2 separate regions of the Homo sapiens genome follow, and region 2 is linked to region 1. Evidence: chromatin loops called from intact Hi-C (ENCODE). Cell type or tissue: Calu3. All regions are shown on one strand. Links, peaks and the distances in the headings refer to the core of each region. The heading gives the core; the rest is flanking DNA.

Region 1 (8,354 bases), core at 50-8,049:
AGATATTTTAAAATCAATTAAATTAAAGATAACCCTCAGTATATATAATTCTTAAGACTACTATATCCAGGAAATAACATTTATATTTCACATATCTCTATATGAAGATAAAAAATAAAGAAAAGGTTCACTAGTATATTGATATTCAAATTATTCATTGATATTTGTATTCACCTAAGAAAACTTAAATTTTAAAAAAACAAAAAAAATTTTGAAATCAATTGTTAAATGGGTAGCAGCAAAGTAAATTTACGCAAACTTTCTTCAGGGTAATGAACCATTAAATACCAAAAGCTTAAATTCTTAATTTTTGACCTTGCAAATATTTATTCTGAGGAAATCATAATTACCTGTAAAGATGTAACTCAAAAGAGTTATCTCCAGCTTCTTAAACATAAAAGAGTAATTAAAAATGAAAAATAAAACAATAAAAGCATAAAGGACAACATTAAAGGAAGTGAATAAGTAAACTGATTTCATATAATAATTCTAAAAATTGTATCACTAAATGTGTTGGTCCAAATAAGAATTTCAGAAATTAAAATTTGGGGTATAAAATAAGTACAAAACCTGGTTATTAAACATAATAGAAAGCATATCATTTTGTAAGTAGTACTATAGACACACACACAGACACATACACTCATGTGCACATCAAGAAAGTATTTACAAACATGTGCAAAATGTTATTAGTACAAAGTACTAATAGTAGTGATTATTTCTAAGTGATAAGATTACAAATAATATTTTCTTCATTTTTGCTATATGTATTTCTCAATATTTCTGAAATATATTATTTTAATAATAACATAAAAGTTACCTATTAAATGTACAAAATAAATCCAGTATAAGAACTCTAAAGTGATCTATTATTTCTCCTCCATTTGTATGGAGTAATTCTTTGGGCAGTAGAAAAATGTCAGACAACATGAGTTCCAGTCTCTGCCACTGACTGGCAACCTATTCTTAGGCAAATAACATCTCTAAATCTTACACTTATTTTCTGTAAAATAACTGGAAAAGATGATCATATAAGAGCTCTTCCAGCAAACAGTCCCATGTCTCATATATATTAGAAACAGAGCTAACGTTAAAATGTATTTAACACAGTGAGAAAATAATCTGCAACCTCATTAGAGTGTGTTGAATTTATATGTGTTTATGTTTAAAATCACCCAGATGTTGTGGATATTTAAAGAGTTGCTGCTGATGTTGTTTTGTGAATAGTGAATGTATTAAACTCTATACTCTTGACGTCCCATATAGATTCAAATCATTGAATTAAGGAGCTAGGGCCAAATATTCTTGGTCTTTGTCTTTGTACATCAGGCTGTCTGATTTCACTGCTATGCAAGGCCTGTGAGGTATTGAAGAAATGAATGTCTAGGCAGAATGTGTTGAATGTCTATGCAGAATGAACTGAATTCCATTGAACTATGTTTGCACGACTTCCACAAATTTCAAAGTGAGATAACTCTTAGTAAAGGCTTTAATTTCAGGCCCACAATCACTGCAAAAGTTTTCTATATTCTCTCCACAACATCTGTTCAAAGTCTTAGAATAAAATAAGAGTTTGTGAATTACAGATGAAATTCGAAATTAACAAACATTTTGAAATTTTCATTGAGAAAGAATTTAAAGGCCTTAACTTTGGTTTGCTCAACAGCATATTTCTTATTCTTCCTTTCTTTATACAACATTTCCATGTTTACAATTCATGGCCTGTGTCAGAAAGAGTAGACAGCAATGTGAAGTAGATGATATTGTCTTATCCTGAATTACAGAAGTTTAAACATACATTGCATTCTTGCCCAGAAATGGTATTTGTAATGACTGCATCTTTATATTCAATCAGTAAAACCTTTTCAGTACAATATTTGGGCAACTGATGAAACATTAATAGAAAATTATATAGAATTAAGGGACATGGCAAAAGACTGTTTACTATATTCCCACCACACCATTATTATCAATGATTATCCCAATACTTAGAGTACAAGGGTTATTTGCAATGTGTTGAGTGGTAAGTTCAATGTAGTAAAAATAGTCAGTTGAAACTCCCCCTTGTTAGCATGAGAGTGACTGCATTCCAAGGTTGCTCTTTTCTTTCATTCTCTTCTTTCTTCTTCTCCTTCCAGCCATGGAAATAGAGTTCAGTTATTTCTGCATGGATGCAAGGTGAATGAGGCTGTCGCTTCTCCTTGCAGTGCTATTGATTACAGGTCACTGACATAATACAGCTATTTTTTAATGAAAAAAGTTATATAGCATTATCTCACTTACTTGGGTATCTGAAAGGAATGTGTGGAGTGTTATTTATTTATACAGAAATCTGCCAAATGAGAGGCATCATCTTGCTTTGAGGGGCCTCCTGCTGGCAAAGTGAGCAACCTTGTTATTATAAGAATTAAATGCTGTACACTGTATGAAATAAAACACAAAACAATCCTTCAGAGTAGAGCTGTGCTGATTTTCAACCTGTAAAAATACATTATTCTAATATAGGAAAACTTAGAAAACTCCAAAGTGTTATTAATATCACTTGTTAAGGCCACCTAGTTTTCATTGTTCTCAACTACAAGATACATATTTAATTTATAGTTTCTGATGAAAATGTCAATAGATCTATTTAATTTGACCATAAATCAGTCTAAAACACTATAAGCTAATTGATAAGGAACTGATTTTCTAGATAAGCACAATAAGCACACGTCAGCTTGCAGTTTTCAAGGGACATAGTTTGTACATAGAAAAATAACCTTAGAAAACATAATTCTAATAATTGTCTCTGATCTCAATCATGAGAGTAATTAGTTCTTCCTTCATAAAGCCGTCACTGCAAATTATATTCAAGAATGAATATTATGTCTCAGTTACAAATTATATGATTTAATCTCAAAATTTCCCAAGACCCATTTAAAAACCTTGGGAGATAACTGAACATTTAATAACGTCAGGGTTATTAAATATCCTTCAACATTTGCATACTTGTAAAAACTATATAGCATAGCAAAAGGTACTAACAGAATTGCCATGATGCATGAAACCACTAAGAATCAAATATTTGTGTAAAAATTAACCATTTATGGTACCACAAGCCCCTATTAGAAAAAAATGTGATCTTTTTTTGCGAAGATCAATCTTGACAATCTACTTATACTTAATAATTTCCAAAGAGTTTAGAAAACAGACAGCCCAAGTTGTTAAATGCACTTGTTTAGAGTTAAAATACAGGAACGGGAGGGGAGGAATAAGTACTGTGTTGAGATAATATCTGCTAACACAGTATCTCCATCCAATATCTAACTCCTTCTGGACAAACAGTGATTCCAGGGAGAAAGTAGGGCAGGGAGTAAATGTCAGGTCTGGGGACCTGAATAGTTGCATGTCAGGCAATAATCCTAGAGAAGATTTTTTTCACAGTCCTGAGACTACTCCAAATAGGGATCACAGGCAAAAAGGACAGCTGTTATATCATCTCCCCTGAAAAAATGTTATATGGGACTATTACTAATGCCATCCTGTGTGTACCCAGAATCACAGGCACTGGTGTTCTAATCAAGACTTCTGACTGGGAAAAATGAAAAACTTACAAAACCTAAACTGCGTTTCTACACTCTTTTTCTCAAAGCACAAATAAATCCAGAGAGGCTTACTAGCCTTCTCAGAAATAAGAATGTAGTATAGATCTCAGTCATCCCTGAATTGTTTCTTAAAAGTACAACAAATTCTATTTAATTTGAATGCTTAAAAAAAATCTTAATACCATTAGAAAAGTGAGAGACATGATTCAACTTTGAGTTACAGGTTTTATGTAATATAAATACACTAAAATTTAATCAAGCAATATATACAATTTCCCAATTATCTTCCTGGAAAAATTACAAATCATCATATTCTTTTTCAAGAATGTATTGATGGCTACAGTGGTCTGGGTAATATTAAAGCTACTGCACAAAATGATAAAGGATAAATAAAATGGCTGTTAGTCATGAACACAGGGAGGGGAACATCACACACCAGGGCATATCAGGGGGCGGGGGGCTAGAGGAGGGATAGCATTAGGATAAATACCTAATGTAGATGACTATTCAGCCATTAAGAAAATAATGAAATTGTTTCATTTGGGGCAACCTGGGTGAATCTGTCGGACATTACGTTAAGAGAAATAACTTAGGCACAGAAAGGTAAATACAAGGAGCTAAAAAAATGAGCTCATAATAGTGGAGAGTAGAATTTTGGTTATTGGAGGCTGGGAAGAATAAGGCACAGGGGAATATAGAGAGAGGTTGGTTAAAGAATACAAAATTATAGCTAGATAGGAATAAAGTTCTAGTGTTCTGTAGCAATGCAGAGTAAATATGTTTAGTAATTTATTGTATATTTTCAAAAAGTTAAGAGAAAATTTTGAGTATTCACAATTCAAGAAAATGATAAATGTTTGAGTTGATGGATAGGTTAATTATTCTAATTTAATTATTATACAACATATGCAGGTACTGAAAAATCACTCTGTATCCCATAAATATGGACAATTATTATTTATCAACCAAAAACAAAAGAAACATATATCAGGATACCTTAATTGGAAAAATATAATTTAAACATATTTGTCTTAAAATATGTTGTTAACACTTCTGTCTTCTATTTATGATCAATCATTGGTTAAACAGAATGTCATAATAATGCTAAATAATACAACGGATGGAGGAAAATCAGTTGTATTGATTTTAATTATAGTTTAATACTCCAATTTATTGCTTTGCAGTAAAGTAAAAAGTTGAGTTGAAACTACATGAAAACTTCATCCCAGTCTAGTTCAATGCCTGCATCTAAAACACATTTAAAATGTATAAGGTTATTTGCATGTAAAAATTATTTTATTGGGTTACTATTCTTGCACATAAAAATTTCGGTAATTCAACTACTACATTAAAAGGTTTTTATCTTAAAGGTATAGCTCATGGTTTGTCCCAGAAACTGATGGAAATCTAATCACACATCCCCACTGCCCATATTGTTCTGGAGCACCACCTGTCAGCTGAATAAGATAATGACATGTGGTGGAGCTTGTATACAAAATTTCTACCTATCTCTCAGTCTAAAAAAATAGCTTTCATTGTTAAATTTGTTCTTATCTTTTGCAAAAATGAAGAATTCACAGCATCCTTGAAAAAGTTTCCACATTGGTTGATAGGAGAAATAACTTTTTAGAAATTCTAACCCACGGACTGTAGGGAGTTTGAGGTTGTTGCAAAAAAGCAAGCACTCAACTGTAGAAGAGCAGAAATCGCCCTTGCCATTACTAATATCTTTTTTAAGCATGTACGGTTTTGTGGCACATCAATGTTAATTAGCAAGTGGACACCACTGGCATAGCTCTGTGAAGTTTATGATGTCATGCATAGCCTTTACCTGATTCCTTAATAAATGTGAAAAACTGTAATATAGGGAAAGCACTTAATAATCACAACAATTTACAGATTATCTTCTATGTGACAAATTCTGTCAGTGTTTGTGTATAGATGTGGATGATTCTGCTCTAGCATGCAGAAATTTTTCCAAAAATACATTCAGTCATACATTGTTTTAGTTGTGTCCTATATTGAAGTTTAAATGCCTATAAAATGTAACATAAAAAGTTATCTCATGAATTTGATTAAAAACCATTTTCTCTTGAAGGCACTTTAAAAAACAATAAGGATGAAAGGACAGAGGATTTGAGTTTGCCAGGTAAACATAAATCTTTGGAACAAAACTGTCTCTCTAAGCTCTTTTTTTAATACCAAAACTATAAAAACAGAATATGAAGAAAAAAAGGATTTGAGAAAACTGCCCTTCAGAGAGAGCCAAATTCTTCCTCAAATAGTCTACTTAAAGTTCTCATGACAGTCCATGTGTACAATAATTCTATAAACCATTATTGTATCACCTGTTTATATTCATAGGACACACAAAAGTCAAGTTCAAATTATGAAAAAGAGAAAGTTCATGCTCTTCTCATATTTAACGTTTTCTAACTTTAAATTTATGATGTTTCTATTTTGCCTTTAACTGCCCTAGTTCTCTCCTACTACTACTATAGCATACAAAATATAATTAACATTTATTGGGCACTTACTATGTACCTGATGCTATTTTATATGCATTTACATGCATTTCATTTAACCTTCACAACTATGAGGTTAACATTAATATTCAATTCCCTTTTTAGATGGGATGATTGAAGCTTAAAAAGATTAAGTAATTCACCTATACTCACATGGTGGACTCAAACCTGCACTATTTAAATTCTCAGATTCCTCTATTTTACTCCTTGCAAAGTTTTACTTCGCATGATCAATTCCAAAAAGTTACTGCAATGGTTACTCTATTTGAGTTATTATAAATATAATGAAACCACAATGTTAAGTTAGAAGAGTGGCACCTATTGTTAATATACTTGATCCCATTTCCATATTTGATATATTCACAAATATTCCTGGTTATTTAGAATTATTATGAGTATCAAGCAAAATCACTGTCAATGACCTAAAATACTTAAGAAATTCATCTATGTTGCCAGCATACTTCTTAGGAGTTTTCATTTATCGCCATATATAAAATGTTGATATTTAGACTATGTGAATTTAATAGGAGCCTAGGCATTGCTGATCAGCCACCTGCACAAGTGTGGCCATTTGCAAGTTATTTAATTTCTCCGAGCTTCTGTTTCCTTGTTTGTAAAATAAGGATGGTAGTGTCCATATTGTTAAGGTCAGGTGAGATATTGTATAAGAAGTGCCTAGCACACTTCCTGATACAGTTGGCCTTTAATAAGTACTAGATATTATGATTTCTTGGCTTTTTACCAATGAAGAGTTAATGTGTGATGTACAGAAGTTTATAACAATTAAGATAGGAAAAGCACATTAAATTATGAAAAGCGATAAGTAAAACGTTGAATAGCTTGAGTCGGAGATGCTGTGACATATCCAAGTGGAGATATCGAGCAGGCAGTAGAAACAGGAAGGTTTAGAGCTCTGTATAGGGGTAAGAGCTTAGAATAATCTACGCAGAGGTAAGACAGGGGAGGGCATCTGGACAGTAAGAAAAAGATGAAGAGGACCACAGCCAGACAGAAGCATTGGATAGACTTACTTCTTGTTGAGTGCATTACCTTTATTCATTGCCTCCTTAAAAATAGTAAATTAAAATCTAAGTCTAATATACACCCAATAATAGCCAAATTGATTGTTAGAATATCGCCTCTGTTGAGAAATAGCTGTGTGATTTGTCCAATTACATAACTGAGTCTCATTTTCTTTATCTATGACAGAGGATTAATACCATCTACCACGCAGGTTTAAGGAGGCACCAGACGTAATGCATAAAAGTACCAGCAACGGGCTTGGTGCCTCCTGGCATTAAAGTGGATATAGACTGTAGAAAGTGAGGAGAGGTGGTAGATCAGAAAGCCTAAAACAGAACGTAGGCATCACAGAAATGCAGTCTTCATACAGGGGAACCAAAAATAATGTTAAAAGAATGGCCACAAATGGAAAAAGCAAAACATTTTATTTAGAAGGTTTATAGTGTAGATCCAAAAGTGGTAGTAAAAGAGAAATGTCAAAGGCCTTAAAATATTTCCAAAGCTGACTAATAAAGGTCTACTTTATTTGTAATTACGCCAGGCATGCATATGTACATCTGTCTTTTTATCTCCTTTTGATTTTCAGTTTCCCTAGGAAAGTGCTTCTCTTTTGCTGTTATTTCTTAACATTTTATCTCCCAGCCACAAATGCAGGCCCAGTTTTCTAAATTCCTGCTGTGCCTAACTATGTTCCCACCTTCCTATATATTTCTCCTTCCAGTTTAGTTAAATCAGTATTTAGTTATAAATACCTGCTGGCATAAACTGAAGAGCAAAGTAAAGTGTATATATTTTAAGCTTGTATGCTTATATTCTCTATTGTTTTTTAAATTGAGAATGATTAATTGGTGATAATATAATGGATCAGAAGTGTGAATATCTAATATGAAGACTGTTAAGAAAAAGGCAAAATGTTTATTTAAGAATGACAATTAAAAAAAATCCTTCACAAATCTACTAATCTATGAAGAGCAGGTAGGATGATGAGGAGCAGATGGGTGGGAATCCTAGCCATAGAGACTTGAAGGATGGGTTTCATCTGCTCTAATTTTTAGAGGCTATGAAAAGATACTTGGGCACAGTGTGCTTACGACAAGTTCTCAGAAATCACAGAACTCAATCCTCACCCCCAACATTGTGGACCAGTTGTTCCTCAGCTGCCTCACTCATTTCTTATCATCATAGAAGAGGTTAGATCAGAGCTTACCACCCCACACATGAA
Region 2 (8,354 bases), core at 287-8,286, 120 kb before region 1:
TATGGGTGTTTGTTTTGTTGTCTTCTCTTTATTCTTTTCTCTGGAGCACATATATGTGGTTTTTAAAATCAGGAAAATGTATTAGTAAAACCAAACTTTATTCAGTGACAGCTTGAACCAAATATCCAACATAAGAAAAGCTGATGTCACTTAAAGATTTCCACACTTCTCTGAAAACATAATAAAATTTTATGGCTATACAAGATCAATAGTTCATCCTAACAAACACGCTCATCCAAAATGCCAACATGATCATTGTAATGTTAATTAAATTTTATTGTCACAATAAGTTAAGAATGGCAAGACTGCAGGCTGAGATGTTGACTTAAAGATGGAGCTAAATGTTTTATTGCTAGATTTGCTTATAGACAGAGCTAATTACTTAAATTACATTTACATGTTTTTGTTACTAAAACAATTGTATTTGTAAAAGACAGTGCATTTAAAAGAAGGATAATTTTACATGCCTCTACAATTTGATCAAGTTATGACAATAATTCATGAAAGCATTTAATGAGGAATCTCATCTTAAAAAAAAAGTGATTACACCAACTCATTGATTCTTATTCAAGATTTTTCAAGGCTTAAAAGACCAAAGCAGATAGCATATTAATTTATTAGTGTAAAAATATGTTTTCTGAAAACAACTTCTATTTCAAGATATGTCTGAAAATATATTGTTCATTCTATTTATTTTATTATTATTATTTTTGATACGGAGTCTCGCTCTGTTGCCCAGGTTGGAGTGCAGTGGCGTGATCTTGGCTGACTGCAACCTCTGCCTCCTGGGTTCAAGCGATTCTCTTACCTCAGCCTCCCAATTAGCTGGACTAAAGATGCCCACCACCACGCCTGACTAATTTTTGTATTTTTAGTAGAGACAGGGTTTCACCATGTTGGCCAGACTGATCTCAAACTTCTGACCTCAAATGATCTGCCCACCTTGGCCTCAGAAAGTGCTGGGATTATAGGTGCGAGCCACTGCACCTGGCCCATATTGTTCATTCTAAACATTCTATATTAAGATCTATATTATTTACCAATCCTACCTATAGAAAGAAATGATATGAGGCAAATATTTTCAGACATATCTTGAAATTAAAATGGTTTAATTATTATTGTTCTACAGTCCAACTGATACAAAAGTATTAAGGGGTTATTTACTTTAACATTTGTTTATGATGAAATGTGATTCTGCACAATGGTGATCACTCAGATTTTGTCAATCTATTCACCTTCAATCTAAGGGCTGCTATTAATAAGTCATGCCTCCCCTGATATATATTTTATATATACATATATATATATATATATATATATATATATATATATATATTGGGCGTGGTGTCTTATGCCTGTAATCCCAGCACTTTGGGAGGTCGAGGTGGGTGGATCACCTGAGGTCAGGAGTTCGAGTCCACCCTGGCCAACATTGTGAAACCCCGTCTCTACTAAAAATACAAAAAAAAAAAAAAAATTAGCCTGCTGGCATGGTGGCATGTGCCTGTAGTCCCAGCTGCTCAGGAGGCTGAGGCAGGAGAATTACTTCAATCCAGGAGGTGGAGGTTGCAGTGAGCCGAGATCGTGCCACTGCACTCCAGCCTGGTGACAGAGCAAGATTCTGTCTCAAAAACAAAAACAAAAACAAACAAACAAAAAACGAGCACAGTATAGTATATGAACATCATGACAAAAGTTCAGAGTGCTTTGAGAGTCTATGGGGGCGGAGAAAAACTTTAATGAAATCAAATGATATGTTAGGCAGGCTGAAAGGACTGTGAACCAGGAAGGGGAAGTGCCATGAGAAAACCTGGAAAAAGCGAAGCTAGAAGTTATAGTGAAGGAAAAGTGGCAAGATGTGTGGTTAGAAAGATGACAAAACCCTCAGTCTGTGCCAGAGTTTGGACTTTATACCAAGGACAATAGGAAACCTTTGAAAGATTGTAAGTAGAGAAGGGACATGATTACTTTTGCATTTCAAAACACTCTTGCTGGAGTGGGGAAGAGGATTTGGAAGGGAACAGGCCAAGAGGCTACTGCAGTTATGCTGTGGCCTAATGGGGAGGTGGTGAAGCACCTAGGGCCTAGCTGACCTGGGGAGACATTTAGTAAGAATCAATAGGACTTAGTGAATAACTGACCATGACAGTGAAAGACAGGAGGTGTCAAGATTGACAGACTGCCAGGCTTGGAGCCCCATATCTTTATTTTTATAGAATACAAATAACTTCAAATCAGTGATCACTAAAATTTAACCTGATACCTAAAAGAGTTCTCTTGATAAAATCTTATATAGTTCCCTTTTAGTCAGCAAAGACAAATAGTTTAGATAGATCATCAAAATTTTACATTGAATAGATTTTTCTTATTATGTATTTTAGTATACATTAACAAAACTATGGGATTTGGTCTCTGAAACTGAAGCTATTGAGGAGAGCAATATTGAGCAAAGAGAAATGAAATTTTATAAATCCACTTTTTCTGATTATCTGTGTAAGAACAAGATATTTTCAACTGACCATTATTTGAACAATAATTTACCCACTCTGTCTCTGAACTTTAATAAAAAGATATAACTCTTGAAAGATAAACTGGCTACTTGGGTCTGGGGCAACAATTTTTTGTTAAAACTCTTAGCAAACTCTTCTCAAAATTAATTAATATTTGCATGTATATAGTACAACCTAAAAGAGCACCTCTCATATTAGTAGCTCAATAAATGCTAGCTGAATCTGAAGTAAATTGCTAGAGAATGCTATGTTTTGGTTCATAACGATACAGCACTTAATGCCAATTTTAAGTTAGGTATAAAAGAGTGTTCATACGGTAAGCATTAGCCTTAAAAATTAATCATGGACTTTATTATTTACCCAATGTCTGTGTATTCATTTCTGCTTTCACTAGTCAGAACACATGGATCCAGCATTAGACATGGATCCCAGTCACAGTTTTACCATTAGGCCATTATTAGCTCTGCAGTCTTGAACGAGACTTAACTAGCAATGTAGTCAGAATTTCTTCATTTGTAAAATACCATGACTTCCTTACAGAGTTATTGTGAAGATCAAGTAAGATAATATATATGAAAAGATAAAACCCAATATAAATAGAAGATTAGCTTACTTCATGACTGGCCTCTAAATAAATGTTTTGATTAGATATGCCTTCTCTACAAAAGCTGGTTTGAAAGCTCATATTGATTTGAAATACAAGTGCTTTGAAAAAGTTTTTATATTTGTTAATATATTTACACTACTAAAACAGATCTGCACAATATGTGGTATAACAGTTTTTGCAAGTGTACCAAGAAATGACTGAACATACACCAAAATAAATAAATGAAATAAGCTTAGCTTATGAAGTATTTATAATAATAAATGTTCTCATTTCAGAGAAGAAATTAACCATTATGTTTATTAAACATGATGATAAAATTATAATCTTATTTTTGTACATGGATTGCGTTATTATATAATTTTTTTTATTCTCCTTGGCAATCTATTACTGTGGTTTAGAGTATAGAGTAAGGCTCTCAGTAAAACTAAAAGGCCACAAACATAATTATTGAAAACTCGGGATGCCATTACATACCTATCAGAATGGGTAAAATAAAACAACAGTGACACCAAATACTGACAGGGATGTAGAGTGACTGGAACAAACATATATTACTACTGGGAATATAAAATAGCATGGCTACTCTGGAAAATAGTTTGAGGTTTCTCATATTTTTATATACAATCTATTAATTGTATTCTCGGCCATTTATTCCTCAGTTATGAAAACTTACATTTACACAAAACCCTTTGTACTAAAGTTCACAGCAACTTTATTTGTAATAGTCAGAAACTGAAATCAGCCCCAATATTCTTTAACAGGTGAATGGTTTAATAAACAGTGGTGCATACACACTTCAGAAAACTCAGCATAAAAAAGGAATGTGTTGTTACACATATAACCTGGAATGAAACTCCAGAGGCTTTATGCTGAGTGAAAAAAAGTCAATCTCAAAGATTCCATACTTTATTATCTATTTATATAAAATGTTTTATATGATAAAATTTCAGAAATGGAGGACAGATTAGTGATTGCCACAGGTTAGGGATTGGGCGGGCTTTGGAGGAATGTGGATGTGGTTATAAAAGGTGAATAAATCGATCCTTTCAGTATCCTGACGGTGGTGGTGAACACAAGAGCCTACCCAGGTGATAAAACCATGTAGAACTTATACACACACGAGTTCAAAGAAAACTTGAGAAACCTGAATAAGACCAGTAGATGGTGTCAATGTCAACTTTTTGATTATAATATTATACTATAGTTTTGTAAAATGTGACTACTGTGTTAACTGAGCAAAATGTACAAGGGCTTCTGTGTATTATTTATTACAACTGCATGTGAATCTGCAATTATCTCTTAAAATGTTCAATTAAAAGTCAGTAATTTGCATAAGTGGTATTAAAAAAACAACTGCATGTGTATAAATACAGGGGTTTGTAAATTAATAAACTCTAAAGCCTTATTTTTGTTTTATTTTGTACAAAAAGAAATAAAAACATTTTTATATAGTTTTATCAATAAATATCATACCAAAAATAATTAATGAAACACAGCTCATTAGTTTTTCTTCATGATATATTTTGTTTCATTCAACTTTTACGTGATACCAGCATATGTACTTTGTTATAATTGTTTCCCATATGCAAATAAATGTCAGGGTTGGAAGACCTGTTGTTTATTCAGTTCAGAAATAAGACTAATTATATCTACTAATTAGTCATTTATTGGCTTTGTAAAACAATTATTTTATAAACAGTTATAATTAAATTATCTCAAGAAATTCAAATTTCAAAACAGAACATTGGTGAACTTGGTTTTTATTACTGTAGTTAGTAAAACAGATCAAATAGATTTTGCGAAGGCCTTAGAAAGTTCAAAAAAAATTGTTAAATGTACTTCTTTTCTCCTAGGTTTCATTTCTCTGGCTGCAAAAAGTAAATATTTTAATGAAAGTGTCCTGCTTGGATCCTCGGAAATTTTGGGAGATTTCTCGATTTAAAAGCAAATGCAGCTACTACGAAAAGCAGTATAAGGTTCTTCAAACAATTAAAAATAGAACTACATACCAGCAGTCTCACTGCTGCATATCAATCCAAAAGAATTATAATCAGAATCTCAGAGAGATATTTGTACTCCCATATTCATTGTAGCACTATTTACAATATCCAAGATATGAAAACAACCTAAATATACGTTGCCAAGTAAAATGTGTCATATACATAAACTGGAATATTATTCAACCTTAAAAAAGAAGTAAATCCTGCAATATGTGACAAGAATGAACATTGAGGACATTATACCAAGTTAAATAAGCCAGTCATAGAAAAACAAATACTGCGTGGGACAATTTATATGAGATACTAAAGTAATGAAATTCATAGAAGCACAGAGTAGAATGGTGACTGCCAGGGACTAGGGGCTTGGGGAAATGGGAAGTTGCTAATCGACAGGTACAAAGTTTCATTTATGGAAGATGAATAAATTCTAAAGTTAATAATAATGTATTATGCACTTAAAAACCTCTTGAGGATACATCTCATGTTGTGTTCTTACTACAATAAAATAAAATAAACCAAATTTTAACTTGAGTTCTCTCTCACATCTTCTTTAGGCAGGCCTGCTAGCCATAACTTCTCTGATACTTGCTCCTGACATCTTCCTGAAGTTTAAGAAGGCAGGTAAAGGCATTGTAGACTGAACGTTTCAGATGGCTTCAAACTACTTAATAAGAGCCATCATTTTTAAGTAACCCCCTAAATAACAGGTTTTAGAGTCTGATTAGTTGAGATGCAAAGTTTATTCACACGAGCCATGAGGGAAGAGAGAAAAGCAGAATCCTAAAGTGGAAGTGAAAACTATAATACACCCTCAGTTCCAGCAGAAGCTCAAAGATAGTAAATCTTGCCACAAGTCAATGGCCAAGTCAAGACTAGAATTACTTTCTCAAGTCATCCTTTTTCCTCCTCTTTCTTCAATACTCAATAAACTACTTATTTTTCAAAACTTAGATCAAATTCTGTTAATCCCACCTGGACCCCAGGCAGAAGTAATCACTCTTCCCGTTGTTCCCACAGTGTCCCTCATTATTGATTCACTCATTTATCCATCTGTTCTTTGATTCAACAAATATTTTTGAGCAATGACTATGTGCCCAACACCTAGTGCCAAGAAAAAAACCTCTGTCCTTATGACACTGGTAGTAGTAAAAGGGAAAACAGATAATAAGTTTTTAAAAAGTAAAATACAGAACATGTGAGTTATGGCATGTTAGAGGATGACAAGTAAAAGAAAATCAGCAGGGCAAACAGCTGGAAAGTGTGCATTTGTTGTAGGGGGATTTTTTTAACTTTTATTTTAGGTTCAGGGGTACATGTGAAGGTTTGTTACATAAGTCAACTCGTGTCACAGAGGTTTGCAGTACAGATTATTTCAGCACCCAGGTGTTAAGCCCAGTACCTAATAGTTATCTTTTCTACTCCTCTCCCTCCTCCCACTCTCCACTCTCAAGTAGTCCCCAGTATCTCTTGTTCCCCTTCTTTGTGCTCACGAGTTCTCATCATTTAGCTCCCACTTATAAGTGAAAACATGTGGTATTTGGCTTTCTGTTCCTACATTAGTTTGCTAAGTATAATAGCCTCCAGCTCCATCCATGTCCCCACAAAATACATGATCTCATTCTTTTTTATGGCTGCATAATATTCCTTGGTATATATGTACCACATTTTCTTTATCCAGTCTATCATTAATTGGCATTTAGGTTGATTCCATGTCTTTGCAAAGTATGCATCTGACAAAGGTTAAATATCCAGCATCCGTAAGGAACTTAAATTTACAAGGGAAAAACAAATCCATTAAAAATTGGGCAAAGGACATGAACAGACACTTTTCAAAAGAAGACATACATGCGGCCAACAAGCATATGAAAAAAAATTTGATATCACTTATTATCAGAGAAATGCAAATCAAACCACAATGAGATACCATCTCACACCAGTCAGAATGGCTGTTATTAAAAAGTAAAAATAACAGAGGCCGGTGAGGTTGCAGAGAAAAGGGAACACTTATATACCGTTAGCAGGTGTGTAAACTAGTTCAACTATGTGGAAAGCAGTACAGTGATTCCTCAGAGAACTAAAGGCAGAACTACCATTGGACTCAGCAATCCCATTACTGGGTATATACTCAGAGGAATTTAAATCATTCTACCATAAAGACACATGCACACGAATGTTCATGGCAGCTTTGTGCATTTGGAGATGAATACAGTTCTAAATAGGACAGCCTGGAAAGGCCTCAGTAGAAAGAATAACACTTCATAAAAGATCTGAAAGAGGTGAGGATATATTTTCACAATTAATCATGCACATCTGTTTCCCTTAGATCTTCAAAGTTACGAACATACTTCAATTATTTTTGTATGCTGGCTCCTAGGGAGCAGCCACACTTAGTAAGTACATAATGTTGGATGAAATATCTCAGGTTTCTGAACTTAAATTTCAGTTGTCTTTCAACTACACAAGGCTTTGTACTTCAGAAAATTGATGAATTTGAATACAACACTGATGTAAATCAACAGCACAACTAGAACTTCTACACTCTCGCTGCTCAACAACTTAATTTAATAGGGGTATGATTTTCTAAATGTTGTAGCCCAACACATGCAGGAAACATGAAGAAAACTGAATCCTAAGAATATCGAGGGACAAGCCCAAAACCATACACAGTGTGAACTAATAAACCTCCTAAACCTACATTTCACAACATGAAAAATAATGAAGTGCTAAGTAATACATTTGATCAATTTTTGTCTCTATTTCTGATTTTATTCCCATAGTATGGCCAATTTTATATTCAGCACTACTACCATCACCAATAGGAGCCTGAGAAGTTTCATGCACGTTGTACCTGTGTACCTGTGACTATAGGCTAAGTTTAAGACATGTGTGCCTCCAAATACCTGCCAGCAGTGATACCTTATGTCCTAGTACATCGAAATACAAAGAAGAACTCCTTGAGAGTCTAAAGGAGACTACAAAAATCGGTTCACTTTGGACAGATAATATGACCACAGATCTAGAACTAGTATGACCACTCAGTCTGGGATGATGAAATGGCCAATTTCTTGGTATAAAATGAGAACAGCACACATGGCTGAAAGCCATATTAGAGGCAAAATTACTACTACTTATGTGCTGTTACAAATTGCAGATAAAAGATGATTACACATATTATAGTTATCTAGTTTTCATTATAAGGACTAAATGATTTAAGATTACAGAAAAGCCAGACTGAAT

The links. Hi-C counts contacts between places; a loop is a spot of excess contacts. Peaks named below come from ENCODE experiments on the same cell type or tissue, not always from the same donor. Only the 100,000 strongest peaks of a DNase experiment are listed, where the experiment ranks them.
Region 2: it touches region 1 in a loop (8-fold over the local background); 12 of 110 quality-filtered maps call a loop at or near these places.

Annotation. Positions count from the first base shown.
Region 1 is chr2:212,515,507-212,523,860 of GRCh38, forward strand. The region is part of intron 1 of ERBB4 (erb-b2 receptor tyrosine kinase 4); the gene reads right to left. Among named protein-coding and RNA genes, the nearest start is that of ERBB4, 19 kb to the right of the region's middle. In Calu3, for the core only: no CTCF peak of the experiment used is centred there; a DNase peak (open chromatin) is centred at 5,015.
Region 2 is chr2:212,398,250-212,406,603 of GRCh38, forward strand. All of the region lies in intron 1 of ERBB4 (erb-b2 receptor tyrosine kinase 4), which reads right to left. Among named protein-coding and RNA genes, the nearest start is that of MIR548F2, 24 kb to the right of the region's middle. In Calu3, for the core only: no CTCF peak of the experiment used is centred there; no DNase peak of the experiment used is centred there.